Regions from separate parts of the Homo sapiens genome. Here region 2 is linked to region 1. Evidence: read pairs that join two places in POLR2A ChIA-PET (ENCODE). Cell type or tissue: GM12878. All regions are shown on one strand.

Region 1 (8,000 bases):
ATAAATGCTTGAGGGGATGGATGTCCCATTCTCCATGATGTGCTTATTTCACATTGCATGACTGTATCAAAACATCTCATGTACCCCATAAATTAAAAATAACAATAACAAAATAGCTCATGCCTGTTGGCCAGAGCCTGGGAGGATAGCTGACCCCCACCCAGGCCCACGGCGCTTCCTGTGCTGAGCACTTTGACCGGGGAGGTCCGGGCGAAGAACTTGAGCCTTCAGTGGCTGGGCCCAAGGGTCGCAGGACCTGGAAGTGGCTCAAGGACCTGGCTGCCCTGGAGGTGGTGGCCGCTCTGGGATCTCAGCTCTGTCTCTGCTGCTGGCCCTGGCACACTGGCCCCACATCATTCTCTGACCTTTTCCTGCACAGCCTGAACACTGCACCCCATCCAGAGCAGGTGCCATACCATCATCTCAGGCCAGTCCCACTCCTGAGCTGGAGGGACAGACTGGCAGCCTGACCCTACCTGTCCTTCTGTCCTGGCAGGTTGGTTAAGGCGGGTGGTCCCAGAGGCAGTCCAGCAAAGACACACAGATCCACAGGGCCGGCTGAAGGCAGCATCCTCTGGGGAATCCACCAGGGCCCTGAGAGAGGAGGTGGTCCCACTGACTGCTGGGACCCAGGCTCTCTGTGACATGATCTGGACCTGGGTTCCACACAGGCTAGGGCTGGGCAGGGAGGCACAGGATGACCCGGATGAGTTACCACCCTGTCCTGTGTCTCCATTTCCCCTTCAGCCTGCCTGTGAACGTCCCTCCCTGGAGGAGCTACCAAAAGGCTGGGAAATAAACATTTTTGGTTCCAAGAACAACTGTGGAAGGAAGGCCAGGCCCAGCTTCTTCCCAGCCTCCCTGGAACCAGCTTGGAAGTGCTGGTGGGGCTGGGGACTGGAGCAAGGCCCTGGCCCTCCAGCGAGGTGGGGGCATGGTTGAACCCCCACTGCATCCAGGGGTCTCTGCAGATGGTGGTACACTATGGGGGCCCCATCCCTGCAGCATCAAGGTCTTGGTCTGGAGCCCAAAGCCCCCCGAATCCAAGCTGTCTAGGCCTTCAGGTCTCAGGCCAGGCCAGCTGTGGCCTCACCCGCCCCTAGGCAGGCCATTCGCCATCTCCACCAGTGGCACCAAACCCAGAACACAGGTCTGGGGAAGGAGCCAAGACAAGGGACAGATTTCCCTCCCCACCCTCCATTCTGGCCCCAGGAGCCTTCAAGGCTCTGATCTGTCCTGACTCACATTTTCTAGACCCATCTGTCCCATGGGCATGTGTGTGCACCTGTCTAGAGGGAAGTAGCAGGGGTCACAGGGCATTTTCCTTGCTTGCACTTCAAAGTCTGGCTTGCCCAGCATTAGCTCTGGAGGCTACCTCCAATCGGGGGCTCCCGGGGCAGGGGTTGCTGTGGAGCTTCCTCTCCTGGGAGGCTGCTCAGTCCCAGTCTCCACAACCTTCCCCTCCCTCTGCTCCGGGGAGCCGTGAGAGCCACCGGCCAGGGAAGCCCATTCATTCTGTCTGCTGCTCAGCCCTCACATGGCCTTATAGGGTAGAGGCTGAGAAGGGTGCCAGGCCTGCGGGGAAGGACAGGCAGGGTGGCCTCAGAGGGGCTCCCCATCGAGCATGCCTGGCTGACCTGGGCGGTGAGTCTCCACCCTCCCAGACTCCCCCTTTAATAACATGTTTCGTAATATCCTCTTTCCTGTCCTAAAAGGAAATTCCCAGATATTTATCCACATGATTTAAAAATGACCCTTATAATGCCCTATCTCTAATGGAAAGAAGAAATAAAAGGCAAGCAATTTATTTTAATTAATTAATTAAGTAATTACTTTTTGAGGCAGGGTCTCTCTCTGTCACCCAGGCTGGAGTACAGCGGTGCGATCATGGCTCACTGCAGCCTCAACCTCCCGGGCTCAAGCAATCCTCCCACTTCAGCCTCTCAAGTAACTGGGACTACAGGCAGTTACCACCACACGCGGCTAATTTTTGTATTTTTTTTAGAGACAGGTTTTCGCCATGTTGCCCAGGCTGGGGAAAGCAATTATATATATATATATGTATATATATAAAATAATTTCCATGTATAAGCGCTTAGGCTGACTATACCAGAAAGCATAGAAAAATGCAGATCTTTCTAGAAAGAAGCAAAGTCTGATGCAGGTGACCTGAGGCAGAGTGGGTCATGCACACTCGCACTGGCATAGGTGTGTGCTGGTTTGGTGACTCAGCAGAACAAATGGTGTGGCTATCTTTGATGTGAGTTTTCAAAATGATGAACAGCTCTTGGTAAAGTTCTGAACCCACCCCAGGTCAGTCTCTGCCCACCCAGCGCTGCAGGACGTCCAGCATGCCAGCTCCCTCCAGGAACGCTGGTTGGATTCCCCCATCATTGTAGAAACCAAAAATGTCCCATCATTGTGTGCAATGCTTCCCAGGGGCAGTGGTGCCCTCCCTGAGAATCTAGGCCCTGGAAGTGGAGGGGATATGAAAATGAAGGGACCCAAGTCCAGCCCCAGAAGCTCATAATCCAGCGTGGGAAGAGGCACAGAGCGCAGTGAGGACAGATCCAGGGAAGTTCACAGTCACCACTCAGTGCCCCCGACCTCCCTCCTAGTGGAGCCGGCACCACCAGGCTCCAGGAAGAAGCCAATCTCCTCCCTACGCCGATGCAGTCAGCATCAGTGACCAAGTCTCAAGTCCATGTTCTCTTGATCACTCCCGCCTCCTCCTCAGCTCTCCAGTGATGACTGCAGTGATTTCCTCCAGCTGGCTCACCTCCTTCATGCCCCCTGCCCGCATTCAACCGCCCCACCTTTCTTCAGGTAAGCCCTCTGTGTTAGCCTGCTTGGGTGGCTGCAACAGCCACAGACTGGGTGGTTTTGACAACAGATGTTTATTTCTCGCAGTTCTGGAGGCTGGAGTCCAAGATCAAGGTGCTGGCAGGTTTGTTTCTCCTGAGGCTTCTCTCCTGGGCTTGCAGGTGGCCACCTTCTCCCTGTGTCCTCACAGTGTCCCTCCATCTGTGTGTGTCTGTGTCCCAATCTCTTCTTATAGGGACACTAGTCAGAGTGGATTAGGGCCTATCATAATGGCCTCATTTTATATTAATCATCTTTTTAAAGGCCACCTCCAAGTATAGTGACATTCCTTTTTCTCTTTTTTCTTTTTCTTTTTTTTTTTTTTTTTTGAGACAGGGTCTGGCCCTTTTGCCCAGGCTGGAGAGCTGTGGTGCCATCATGATTTATTGCAGCCTCAACCTCCCCAGCTCAAGCGATCCTCTAGCCTCAGCCTCCTGAGTAGCTGGTACTACAGGCATGTACTACCACACCTGGCTAATTTTTTCAAAATTTTTTGTAGAGACAAGGTCTCAGTATGTTGCCCAGGTTGGTCTCAAACTCCTAAGCTCAAGTAATCCTCCTGCCTTGGCCTCCCAAAGTGCTAGGATTATAGGCGTGAACCACCGTGCCCACCCAAATATAGTGACATTCTGAAGGTACTGGGGGTTAGGGCTTCAACATATGAATTTTGGGAGGACACAACTCAGTCCATAATACCCCCCATCACGGCTCCTCTTAAAGTGCTCTTTTGGTATCAAGTGCCAGAAATTCACCTCCAAGTAGCCTGTGTTTTGCTTAAGCAAATAAAACTTGCTGCCTGGAATGACACAGTCTGGAAGTAGAGGCACGGCTGGACGTAGGGCTTAGGAGAGCCCGTCTGGATCCGCTTCTTAGCTCAGCTTCCTCTTGGTTGGTGCCACATTCAGGATCTACATGGTGGAAGGAGCAGTTTCAGGCTACATCATCAGTGGAAGATAGATAGATAGATAGATAGATAGACAATAGATATAAGATAGATTAGGTAGAGAGGTAAGATAGGTAGGTAGTTAGGTAGGTAGATAGATAGATCCTGATTGATAGAGAGAGATGGGTTCCCAATAGCCAGAACAGATACCCCAGAATTGGGTCTTGTTAGCTCTGATTGGCCTGACTTGGTCACGTGCTCATCCCTGAACCAATCATTGTCACCTGGTGGATGGAATGTGTGGGCTGGCATCTGGGCTGAGCTAGGAGGTGGCCACTTCCCTTAAGAAGAAATGAAGGCACAGATACCCGTTACCAGGAGTGCCAGTGGTTGCTGGGCTGCAGACGTTGTGGAAGTTCACTATTGAATGTGCGAATGAATGAGTGAAGGAGGCTCTGCCATCGTCTGTAACCTGATACAGAAGTTTGAGCTAGGTCCGGTCTGCAGACTGGATTCCCCACCGTCTGGTCAGGTCAGTGGTCTTTGCCCTGCGATGTGCTCCTTCTCCACGTTCATTATCCTTGTCAGTATCAGCTCCACCGCCAGAGTATGACTTTATCTTGAACCAGTGGCTTGAGAATGTTGAGGGACCGAGCACAGATTATGTGTCCCTGTTCGGGTCTGGATTAAGACATTTAAAGACTCTAAGCACTAAAAAGATTACGGTGCCTTCTACTCACCCCCCTCCCTTTTTGTCCCCATTAAAAACAACAACAGCTGTAAGCCACAGAATGAATATAAGGAAGTCTGATGACTTGTTCCTTTTTCTGTTAAAGATTATTTCAATGACAAACAAATGTTGATCAAATTATTTTAAGAAAAATGAAATTATTTTTGTTGGGCCTCTGCTGTGCTGGCTCCAGCGTGTCCTTTGCCTGCTTATAGGAGTCTGGCCCTGCTGTCCTAATCTGACCCTGGAGCGTGGCCCTCTCACTTCCCCCTGCTGCTGGCTTCCCGCTGTTGCGTGACTAGTGTGACTCAACAGAGTTCCCCTTGGAGAACCGACAAGAGGCTGAAGCACCTGTGTCCAGGCCACCATGGGGCAGGCCCGAGGCCTGGAGATTCCAGGGCAAGGACTGACTCCATGGCACCCACTCATAGGCACTGTTTGCTTGGGTCATCGGATGTGTATTGATCTCCTTGGGTTGCTGCAAGCTGCAGAGTCTCAGGCCAGGGCACTTCCCAAGAGAAGTGGTGCGTTCTGGCTGCCCCTGCTGGCTCTTGTGGCCCCTGGGCTCCATGGTATGCCAAGCATGGGCTCCAGGAAAGACAGCCAGAAGCATTTCAAAATATGGGCTGCTGTTAGGGTCATATACACACAAAGCCTTTATTTTTTTTTTTTATTTTTTGAGACAGAGTCTCACTCTGTTGCCCAGGCTGGAGCACAGTGGCACAATTTCAGCTCACTGCAACCTCTGCCTCCAGGGTTCAAGCAATTCTTGTGCCTCAGCCTCCCGAGTAGCTGGGATTACAGGCGCCCGCCACCACGCCTGGCTATTTTTTGTATTTTTAGTAGAGAGGGATTTCACCATGTTGACCAGGCTGGTCTCAAACTCCTGGCCTCAAGTGATCCACCCACCTTGGCCTCCCAAAGCGCTGGGATTACAGGCATGAGCCACCGCACCTGGCCAATCCAACGCCTTTTTGATGATAAACAGCAATTGCCATGGCGAGTTTAGCAGAGCCTGGAGATGGGGAATCTGGCAGACCTGCTGCCATGTGTCTTGTGTCCTGCAGAGAGACCCGTCCAAGGGGACATAGACGGCACTCCCACCTGCTCCCACTTGGTCAATGGATTCTGTGGTTGGGGAACTCCCCTTTGGGAAGTATATTCCGTCTCTAGAAATATCTGTACTCTATTGATGGTAAGACAGACCCTGAGTACCCTCTGGAGAAATCTGTTTTTCAGGGAGGACTTTCGCTTATGTCTACTGTCATCCATGCTGGTAGAGCGTCCTGGGGTGTGCACTATTCCTGTATCCACGCTTCATTGAAATGGCCAGGAGACTCAGGTCTTCTGGAGGCACCTTTATATGGGAGAGTTTCTTAGTGTGGAGGCCTCAGGACCATCCGTCTCAGAATCATCTGAGTACCTGCTAAACTTGCTGGATTCCTGAGGTGGACTCCAAATCTGCCGAATCACTGCCATAGTGGTTAAGAAATAATCGAAAATAGCCAGGCACGGTGACTCACGCCTGTAATCCCAGCACTTTGGGAGGCTGAGGCAGAAAGATCGCTTGAGCTAAGGAGTTTGAGACCAGCCTGGGCAACACAGCGAGACCCCATCTCAAATTAAAAATAAAAATGAAAAAAGAAATTTAAAAAAGGGAAATAAGTAAAACAAAACCAAAAGAAACAGGTGTTATAGTTAGACAACGCTGTGTTTGAATTCCAGTCCTGTAAATTACCATGCACCTGTAATATCTCTAAGCTCTATTTCCTTTATCTGTAACATTTACCTCACCGTAGAATTGTGAGGATGAAGGGCAGCCAAGTGCTGAATGCAGTGCCTAGAGCACAGGAGCTAAATACATTTTCGCCACTATTGTCCTTCCAATAACTATTTACCAGGAGTCTACAATGAGCCAGAAACTGCTGCAGGCACTAGGAATACAGCAGTCATAAAAAACAAACTCCTTGTCCTCATTAGGTTTACGTGCTAATCCGGGGAGACAGACAATAAACAAATAAGCAGCTATGATGCCAGGTGGGTGTAAGTGCCATGAAGAAACTCAGTCAGGATCAAGGGCATCACTAGACTCCCAGAGCTAACTCAATGATTTAATCTGATACCAATAGGCCTCATGTATCAAGCGTTGTGATGGGGACTTTGGGGGACACTTTGGGACTTGCCGTTAAGGAGCTTATTTATAGACTGGTTAGGAAACAAAAATTGTACACACACAGGAAACCACAGGAGAACAAGTAATCACCTTGTGAACCATGTGTCATACATGCCTGAGAGCTGCTCAGAGAAGAGATTACTGGGGACTGACAGTGAGGTGTAAGTGAATCCCTCCATCAGGCTTCTAATCCTGGAACAAAGGAAGGAATTTCCTTACGACCCGTCCCTGTTGTTACTTTAGAGATGCTAGTTGATACTCTGCATACAGAAAAAGGCTTAGACACTTGCAAACCTCTGAAATCTTTGGAACATGTATCAGGGCTTCTGAGAGATGATAATGGCAGAAGAGTCAGATGCTGCCCAGCCTAGGTCATGGGAATAAGACTTAATGGAAAATTCCTTATCTCTGTCTAACTCTTTGCCAAGTCCCAGCTCTGCGTAATGCCCAAGATCTCTAAAGGTAATTATCTACCAGATATAATTTTTTTTTTTGAGACGGAGTCTCGCTCTTGTCGCCCAGGCTGAAGTGCAATGGCACGATCTCGGCTCACTGCAACCTCTGCCTCCCGGGTTCAAGCGATTCTCCTGCCTCAGCCTCCTGAGTAGCTAGGATTACAGGCACCCGCCACCATGCCCGGCTAATTTTTGTACTTTTAGTAGAGACGGGGTTTCACCATGTTGGCCAGGATGGTCTTGATCTCTTGACCTCGTGATTTGCCCACCTCGGCCTCCCAAAGAGGTGGGATTACAGGTGTGAGCCACTGTGCCTGGCCTGGGATATAATTTTATTAAAAATAAATAACTCGCTGATTGGGAAAACACTGAGTACATGCACCAAAGGTACTGCCCAGATCCCAGCGAACAAGTGGCAAATGCCCATCACCAATGGGCTACATTGTAGAGGGCAACTGGAAAGAATGCTTTTGTTAAAAATCCCTTTCTGAAAAGGCATACTGACTTAGGAGTATGGAGGCAGATAGAAATGTGGAGCAGAGTATGGTATAGGATGAAAGAGACACGGCTATTGGTGTGTCTGTTGATCCTTTGGATCAAACAATACCAGAAAATGAAGAGGCCAGAAACCAGGTTAACGGAAAGAGGAAGTAGAAACACAAATGTAAAAATGGCTTTTGATATTGAATAAAGCACTTCAGTCTGCATGTTCTCACCTGCATGAGGTGTTAGGCCGCATGATTCTCTCTCTCTCTTTTTTTTTTTTTTAGACAGAGTCTTGCTCTGTTGCCCAGGCTGCAGTACAGTGGCACGATCTTGGCTCACTTCAACCTCCGCCTCCTGGGTTCAAATGATTCTCCTGCCTCAGCCTCCTGAGTAGCTGGGATTACAGGCATG
Region 2 (8,000 bases), 920 kb after region 1:
CTCTCCCCATGTTATGCACCTCATCCTCCTTTTCTCTACTTTTATTTTTGTACTTGTAGTCCTGAGAATAAAGCAAGGAAACTCTTATCATTCCAGAAAATACTACTGTTCTTTGACAATAGTGAAAAGCAACTATTTAAACTCATCCCAATTGGCCACTGACTACTTATATCCCCAGTCACATTTCTGAAAGCGAGCCCATTACTGGCAGTTCTACATATCTGAAGCCCAGCCAGTCAGCAACACCCCCTCCACAAAGCCTGCATTGATGGCCAAATGCTAAATTACTCATAAACACTCCTGTTTCTGAAGGTCTGGAGTCCCTACACAATATGCTTCCTAAAACTCTCTATAAAACTGCAGTTTCCTTTTCTATAGAGACTGTGTCTTACAAGCACAGGGCCTCCTCCCACTAGGTGCCTTGCTTAGCTAGGAATAAATCAGCTTTTAGTTTCAGATTATGAGTAGTAGCCTAGCCCTTCAAAAATTGGAGTTCCTGCCGAGATTATCTTGAAGATTCTTGCTGGGGAGTGTCCTGTGGGACCCTTGGAACCACAGGCATGAATCTCAGGCCACTGTGTCCAGCTCAGGTCATTTTTCTGACCTACTGCCAAGTGAATCTTTCTCAACAACAACTCGAACTCTGACTTGTTTCACTGAGCTCCTAGTTCTGAATTTATCTTATTTAAACATGGGTATACAATTAGATACAATTAGATATTTTCAGTTGGAAGTACACCACTTAGCAAACATTTTCTCAATTAATGTGCTTATTTACTTATTTACTTGTTTCACTACTTCATCTACTGTTACCTTTCTTTTGTCTTTTTTTTTTTTTTTAGACAGAGTTTCACTCTTGTCGCCCAGGCTGGAGTGCAACCGCGTAATCTCGGCTCACTGCAACCTCCGCCTCCTGGGTTCAAGAGATTCTCCTGTCTCAGCCTCCCAAAGTAGCTGGGATTACAGGTGCCTGCCACCACGCCTGGCTAATTTTTGTAATTTTAGTAGAGAGGGGATTTCTCCATGTTGGCCAGGCTGGTCTCGAACTCCTGACCTCAGGTGATCCACTCATCTCGGCCTCCCAAAGTGCTGGGATTATAGGCATGAGCCACCACACCCGGCCTCTTCTGTCTATTTTTAAAAAGTCTTATCTCTGCCAGGCATGGTGGCTTATGCCTGTTAATAGGTCATATTACAGGCAGATGGCTTGAGCTCAGGAATTCTAGACTATCCTGGGCAACATAGCAAAACCCCACCAAAAAAACAAAAAGTCTTATTTCATGTGTGCTTGTTCCTGATTTTCCTGTGCTTTCTGAATGTTAGAAGACAGTGATCCAAAGCAAACAGCTGGTGGTCAAGGTCTGATAAGTCCTCAATTCAAGCCAGCCCCTAAAACTAATGGATGTGGGTCCATTAGACAGTAGCCAAACTGTGCAAAGATGTTCGGTCACATTTTTTCTTGGGTCCCTCATCAAAACCTTCATGAGGGCACCTAGTGTCTTGTCAATTTGTGAAAGAAAATCATTTTGTTTAGTATGTAATCTGGAGTCAACTACAATCATGTAATTAATCATATGTCCCCTTTTCAGTTTCTGCTTCATTCATGTGGAACACACCATTCACACTTATACTGAAATATAGTGGCCTCTTTGCTGTTTGTCACGGGATTGTCTTTGCCAAAGCCATAATCTCCCCGACAAAATGTTCACTTCCTCTGTATACTTTCATCATGATTCTAACTCTTGTACTTTTCTTAATAACTGGCAAAATTTTCCCTAAAATGACTCTGGCTTGCAATGGGGAGGTTTTGTCATGTCCAAAGTAAGTAACACATTTGACAAGTAGGTCTATAAAAGAAGAGAAAAAAATCACTGAATGTTTCCACATCTCAACCAGTAATCTATTACTTTCAGACCATTATCTGAGGAACACTGTTTTCAACAAAACCTCTATAAATGTAATAGGTAGGGATCTATTCTGCAAATAGAACTACCAGATTAAAGGTTCAGAAGAAGGACTAATTTTAGAAGTCCTGGAAAATTCTCTGACACATGATCTATGTATAGTTGACCTGACCATTAGTATACCTACACTACGGATGATTTGAGGTCTGCAAGCAATAAACAAAATAGGTATACCTCACTTCCCTGTACCTCCTAACCAGATTACTACAATCTCTTCAGTCTCACCTAAAGCCAAAATTTTTAATATATTTATGTTCAGCTTTGTTTAATGTCTCACTTGATAAAGATAAATATTATTTGCTTGGGAAAATCAGTGGCTTATCTGGACAGTTATTTTCTAGGAATTTCCTTGACGATAGGCAGAATTCTAAGATGGCCCCCAAATATTTCTTTCCCTAATCCTGAGGACTGTGAACATAATGAGATATTACTTCCATAATTACCTTATGTGATATGGCAGAGCTGTCCTTAAGAGAGACTAATAGAGTGGATCTGGTTTAACCTTATGAGCCTTTTAAGAGCAGGGAGTTTTCTCTAGCCAGCAGCAGAAGAGGAAGTCAGAGATTCAAAGTGTGAGAAGGATTCCACACAAGATTGCTGGCTTCAAGATGGAGGGGCAATGTATTAAGGAATATGATTGGCTTCCAGGAGCTGAGAGTGGTCCGTGACCAACAACCAGCAACAAAGCTGTGACCTCGGTTCAACAACCACGAGGAACTGGATTATGTCAACAACCTGGGTGAGCTCGATTGCAAGATTCTCAGAGCCTTCAGCCAAGACTTCAGCTGGGCTGACATCTTAATTTCAGCCTAAGGAGACTCTAAGCAGAGAACTAAGTTGAGCCCACCCACACTTCTGCTGGCAGGACTGTGAGATAACAAGTGGGTATTGTAGTAAGCCATTACATTTGTGGTTATTTGTCATGCAGCAATGAAAAACGAACACAACCATCTTCTTCCAAGTTTTAAATACGGCCTAAGGGATACAAAGCTCATACCTGCATCTTCTCTGATCTGATGCATAGGTCACCTCTATTATACTCTATAGATCTAGACATTTCTTAATCTATTCATTGAGTTGGGCAAAAATGGACATAAAACTTCTAAGGAAAAACTCCAAGTTTGTAAAACAAACAAAATGAAACAAAACAAAAACTAGGCTATTTTCTCAGACATAATCTATTGGCTGAGGAAATAATATTATATAAAGAAATGTTACAATGTCTTCAGAGTTTCCCAAGACCAATGACTGAAGGAAAGATAAGAGGATTTCTAGGATTAACTGAGTCTTGAAGACAATGGGGGTCAATCTTTTCTGAAATACCAGGCCTCCCTACATTTGACCCAAATATCTTGGGGCCATTCTCATGGAACACAGAAATGGAACAGATCTTCACGATTTTAAAATACTCCTTCATCAGTCACCCACACTGAATCTTCTATTATCACATTATCAGGAGACAGGTCTCCTGTCTCCCTTTCTCCTTTATCATAATCCTTTTCTTTTATACGTACATAAAAAATAGGCCATGGTTCGTGACCAGCCTAGGCAACATGACCCTCTGAAGGAAGCAGATTGCACCTGCAGGACCCAGGAGACCGCCCCCCCCCGTAAAACTGAGAGTGCCCCAACTGCAGAAGTGGGAAAAGGAGACCCTCCTCTCCCGAACACACACCCCCACTGGAGAAGCTGAAGGTCTGTTTGTGGGAGAAGTTTCCGACTTTACCTGGAGCTGAGTCAATCTGAAGAGATGAGGGAAATACAGGTGTAGGGGGAAGCAGCGGAAAGGGCCTGGGAGGTGGCTGGGTCCCCTAGAAGGCCATTCCTGCCTGGCACCACAGGGACCCAATGGGAGAGGAGCAGGGGGTAAAACTACACAGGGAGAAGCCAATCTCTAGCTGAACTTTGTAACAATTTGAACAGGGTGAGACGCCTCCTGGACAGAACTCTTGTGAGGGCGCAAATCCGGTGTGCAGACTCCACAGGTGGGGAAGAACCAAGCCTTTTTCTTCTGCAGCTGGGAGGCAGATAGCCTGGGGCAGGTTTTCAAGCCTGGAAATGGTCTGGGGGCTGTTGGGGCGGGGCATGGTGGGAGTGAGTCTGGCCCTTTGGTTTGCATGGGAGCTGGGTGAGACCTGTGACTGCCAGCTTTCCCCCATTTCCCTGACAACCTGCATGACTCAGCAGAGGCAGCCATAATCCTCCCAGGTACACAACTCCAGTGACATGGGAATCTCACCCCCATCCCCCACAGCAGCTGCAGCAAGACATGTCCAACGAGAGTCTTAGCTCAGACATGCCTAGCCCCTCCCCCACCTGACGGCTCTTCCTTATCCACCCTGGCAGCTGAAGACAAAGGGCATATAACCTTAGGAATTCTAGGGCTGGCCCATCACCGGTTCCTCCCCATAATACCACAGCTGATGCTCTCTGGAAAGTGCCACCTCCTGGCAAGAGGCCAACCAGCACAAAAATAGAACATTAAACCACCAAAGGACCCCCATGGAGTCCATTGCACCCCCTTCACCTCCAGCAGAACAGGCACTGGTATCCACAGCTGAGAGACCCATAGATGGTTCACATCACAGGACTCTGTGCAGACAACCCCGAGTACCAGCCTGGAGCCTGGTAGACTCACTGGGTCACTAGACCCAGAAAAGAGACAACAATTACTGCAGTTTGGCTCACAGGAAGCCACATCCATAGAAAAAGGAGGAGAATAGTACATCAAGGGAACATCCTATGGGACAAAAGAATCTGAACAACAACCTTCAGCCCTAGACCCTCCCTCTGACAGAGCCTACCCAAATGAGAAGGAACCAGAAAACCAACCCTGGTAATATGACAAAACAAGGCTCTTTAACACACCCCAAAAATCACACTAGTTCACCAGCAATGGATCCGAACCAAGAAGAAATCCCTGATTTACCCAAAAAAGAATTCAGGAGGGTAGTTATTAAGCTAATCAGGGAGGGACCAGAGAAAGGCAAAGCCCAATGCAAGGAAATCCAAAATATGATACAAGAAGTGAAGGGAGAAATATTCAAGCAAATAGATAGCTTAAAGAAAATCAATAAAAAATTCAGGAAACTTTGGACACACTTTTAGAAATGTGAAATGCTCTGGAAAACCTCAGCAATAGAATTGAAAAAGTAGAAGAAAGAAATTCAGAGCTCAAAGACAAGGTCTTTGAATTAACCCAATCCAACAAAGATAAAGTAAAAAGAATAAGAAAATATGAACAAAGCCTCCAAGAAGTCTGGGATTATGTTAAATGACCAAACCTAAGAATAATCGGTGTTCCTGAGGAAGAAGAGAATTCTAAAAGCTTGGAAAACATATTTGGGGGAATAATCAAAGAAAACTTCCCTGGCCTTGCTAGAGACCTAGACATCCAAATACAAGAAGCACAAAGAACACCAGGGAAATTCATCATAAAAAGATCTTCGCCTAGGCACATTGTCATCAGGTTAACCAAATTTAAGACGAAGGAAAGAATCTTTAGAGCTGTGAGACAGAAGCACCAGGTAACCTCCAAAGGAGAACCTATCAGATTAACAGCAGATTTCTTGGCAGAAACCATATAAGACAGGAGGGACTGGGGCCCTATCTTCAGCCTCTTCAAACAAAACAATTATCAGACAAGACTTCTGTATCCAGCAAAACTAAGCATCATATACGAAGGAAAGATACAGTCTTTTTCAGACAAACAAATGCTGAGAGAATTCGCCATTACCAAGCCACCACTACAAGAACTGCTAAAAGGAGCTCTCAATATTGAAACAAATCCTAGAAACACATCAAAACGGAACCTCTTTAAAGCATAAATCACACAGGACCTATAAAACAAAAATAAAATACAAGTTAAAAAATAAAAACAAAAAGTACACAGGCAACAAAAAGCACAATGAATGCAATGGTACCTCACATTTTAATACTAACATTGAATGTAAATGGCCTAAATGCTCCACTTAAAAGATACAGAACCACAGAACCGATAAGAACTCACCAACCATCTGCTGCCTTCAGGAGACTCACCTAGCACATAAGGACTCGCATAAACTTAAAGTAAAGGGGTGGAAACAGGCATTTCTTGCAAAAGGACACCAAAAGCAAGCAGGGGTAGCTATTCTTATATTAGACAAAACAAACTTTAAGGCAACAGCAGTTAAAAGAGACACAGAGGGACATTATACAACGGTAAAAAGCCTTGTCCAACAGGAAAATACGACAATTCTAAACATATATGCACCTAACATTGGGGCTCCCAAATTTATAAAATAATTACTAATAGACCTAAGAAATGAGATAGACAGCAACACAATAATAGTGGAGAACTTCAATACTCCACTGACAGCACTAGACAGGTCATCAAGAAAGAAAGTCAACAATGAAACAATGGGTTTAAACTATACCTTGGAACAAATGGATTTAACAGATATATATAGAACATTTCATCCAACAACCACAGAATATACATTCTATTTAACAGTGCATGGAACTTTCTCCAAGATAGACCATATGATAGGCCATAAAACGAGCCTCAATAAATTTAAGAAAATTGGAATTATATCAAGCACTCTCTCAGACCACAGTAGAATAAGACTGGAAATCAACTCCAAAAGGCACCTCCAAAACCATGCAAATACATGAAAATTAAATAACCTGCTCCTGAATGAGCATTGGGTCAAAAACGAAATCAAGATGGAAATTAAAAAATTATTCAAGCTGAATGACAGTAATTCTTCAAACTGAATGACAATCAAAACCTCTGGGATAGAGCAAAGGCGGTGCTAAGAGGAAAGTTCATGGCCCTGAACACCTACATCAGAAAGACTGAAAGAGCACAAACTGACAATCTAAGGTCACATCTGAAGGAACTAGAGAAACAAGAACAAACCAAAACCAAACCCAAACCCAGCAGAAGAAAGGAAATAACAAAGATCAGAGCAGAACTAAATGAAATTGAAATAAAAAAAATACAAACGATAAATGAAACAAAAGCTGGTTCTTCGAAAAGGTAAATAAAATGGATAGACCATTGGCAAGATTAACCAAGAGGAGAGAAAACCCGAATAACGTCACTGAGAAATGAAACAGGAAATACTACAACTGACACCAGTGAAATACAAAAGATCATTCAAGGTTACTATGAATACCTTTATGTACATAAACTAGAAAACATAGAAGAGATGGATAAATTCCTGCAAAAATACAACCCTCCTAGTGTAAATCAGGAAGAATTAGATACCTTGAACAGACCAGTAACAAGCAGCAAGACTGAAATGGTAATTTAAACATTACCAACAAAAAAAAGTTCAGGATCAGACGGATTCACAGCAGAATGCTACCAGACAGTCAAAGAATTGGTACCAATCCTTTTGACACTATTCCACAAGATAGAGAAAGAAGGAACCCTCCCTAATTCATTCTGTGAAGCCAGCATCACCCTAATACCAACACCAGGAAAGGACATAGCCAAAAAAGAAAACTACAGACTGGTATCCTTGATGAACATAGATGCTAAAATCCTTAACAAAATACTTGCCAACTGAATCCAACAACATATCAAAAAGATAATCCACGACGATGAAGTAGGTTTCATACCAGGGATGCAGGGATGGCTTAACATATGCAAGTCAATAAATATGATACACCACATAAACAGAATTAAAAACAAAAATCACATGATCATTTCAATAGATGCAGAAAAAGCATTCAACAAAATCCAGCATCTCCTTATGATTAAAACTCTCAGCAAAATCAGCATACAAGAGACATACCTTAAGGTAATAAAAGCCACCTATGACAAACCCATAGCCAACATAATACTGAATGGGGAAATGTTGAAAGCTTTCCCTCTGAGAACTGAAACAAGACAAGGATGCCCACTCTCGCCACTCCTCTTCAACATAGTACTGGAAGTCCTAGCCAGAGCAATCAGACAAGAGAAAGAAATAAAGAGCATCCAAATTGGTAAATAGGAAGTCAAATTCTCACTGTTTGCTGATGATATGACTGTATACCTTGAAAACC

Evidence for each region. ChIA-PET counts read pairs that join two places held together with the same protein. Peaks named below come from ENCODE experiments on the same cell type or tissue, not always from the same donor. Only the 100,000 strongest peaks of a DNase experiment are listed, where the experiment ranks them.
Region 2: POLR2A ChIA-PET joins it to region 1 with 6 read pairs; 1 of 35 experiments calls an interaction of 5 or more read pairs at or near these places.

The regions. Positions count from the first base shown.
Region 1 is chr2:231,178,812-231,186,811 of GRCh38, reverse strand. No RefSeq gene overlaps it. Among named protein-coding and RNA genes, the nearest start is that of ARMC9, 16 kb to the left of the region's middle. RefSeq lists enhancers at 4,641-5,030, 3,904-5,103, 6,403-6,502, 6,573-6,682. In GM12878, no CTCF peak of the experiment used is centred here; DNase peaks (open chromatin) are centred at 4,781, 6,591 and 7,733; H3K4me3 peaks cover 1,535 bases; H3K27ac peaks cover 3,962 bases.
Region 2 is chr2:230,261,365-230,269,364 of GRCh38, reverse strand. All of the region lies in intron 12 of SP140 (SP140 nuclear body protein), which reads right to left. Among named protein-coding and RNA genes, the nearest start is that of SP140, 40 kb to the right of the region's middle. RefSeq lists an enhancer at 4,062-4,583. In GM12878, no CTCF peak of the experiment used is centred here; DNase peaks (open chromatin) are centred at 404 and 1,644; H3K4me3 peaks cover 550 bases; H3K27ac peaks cover 2,357 bases.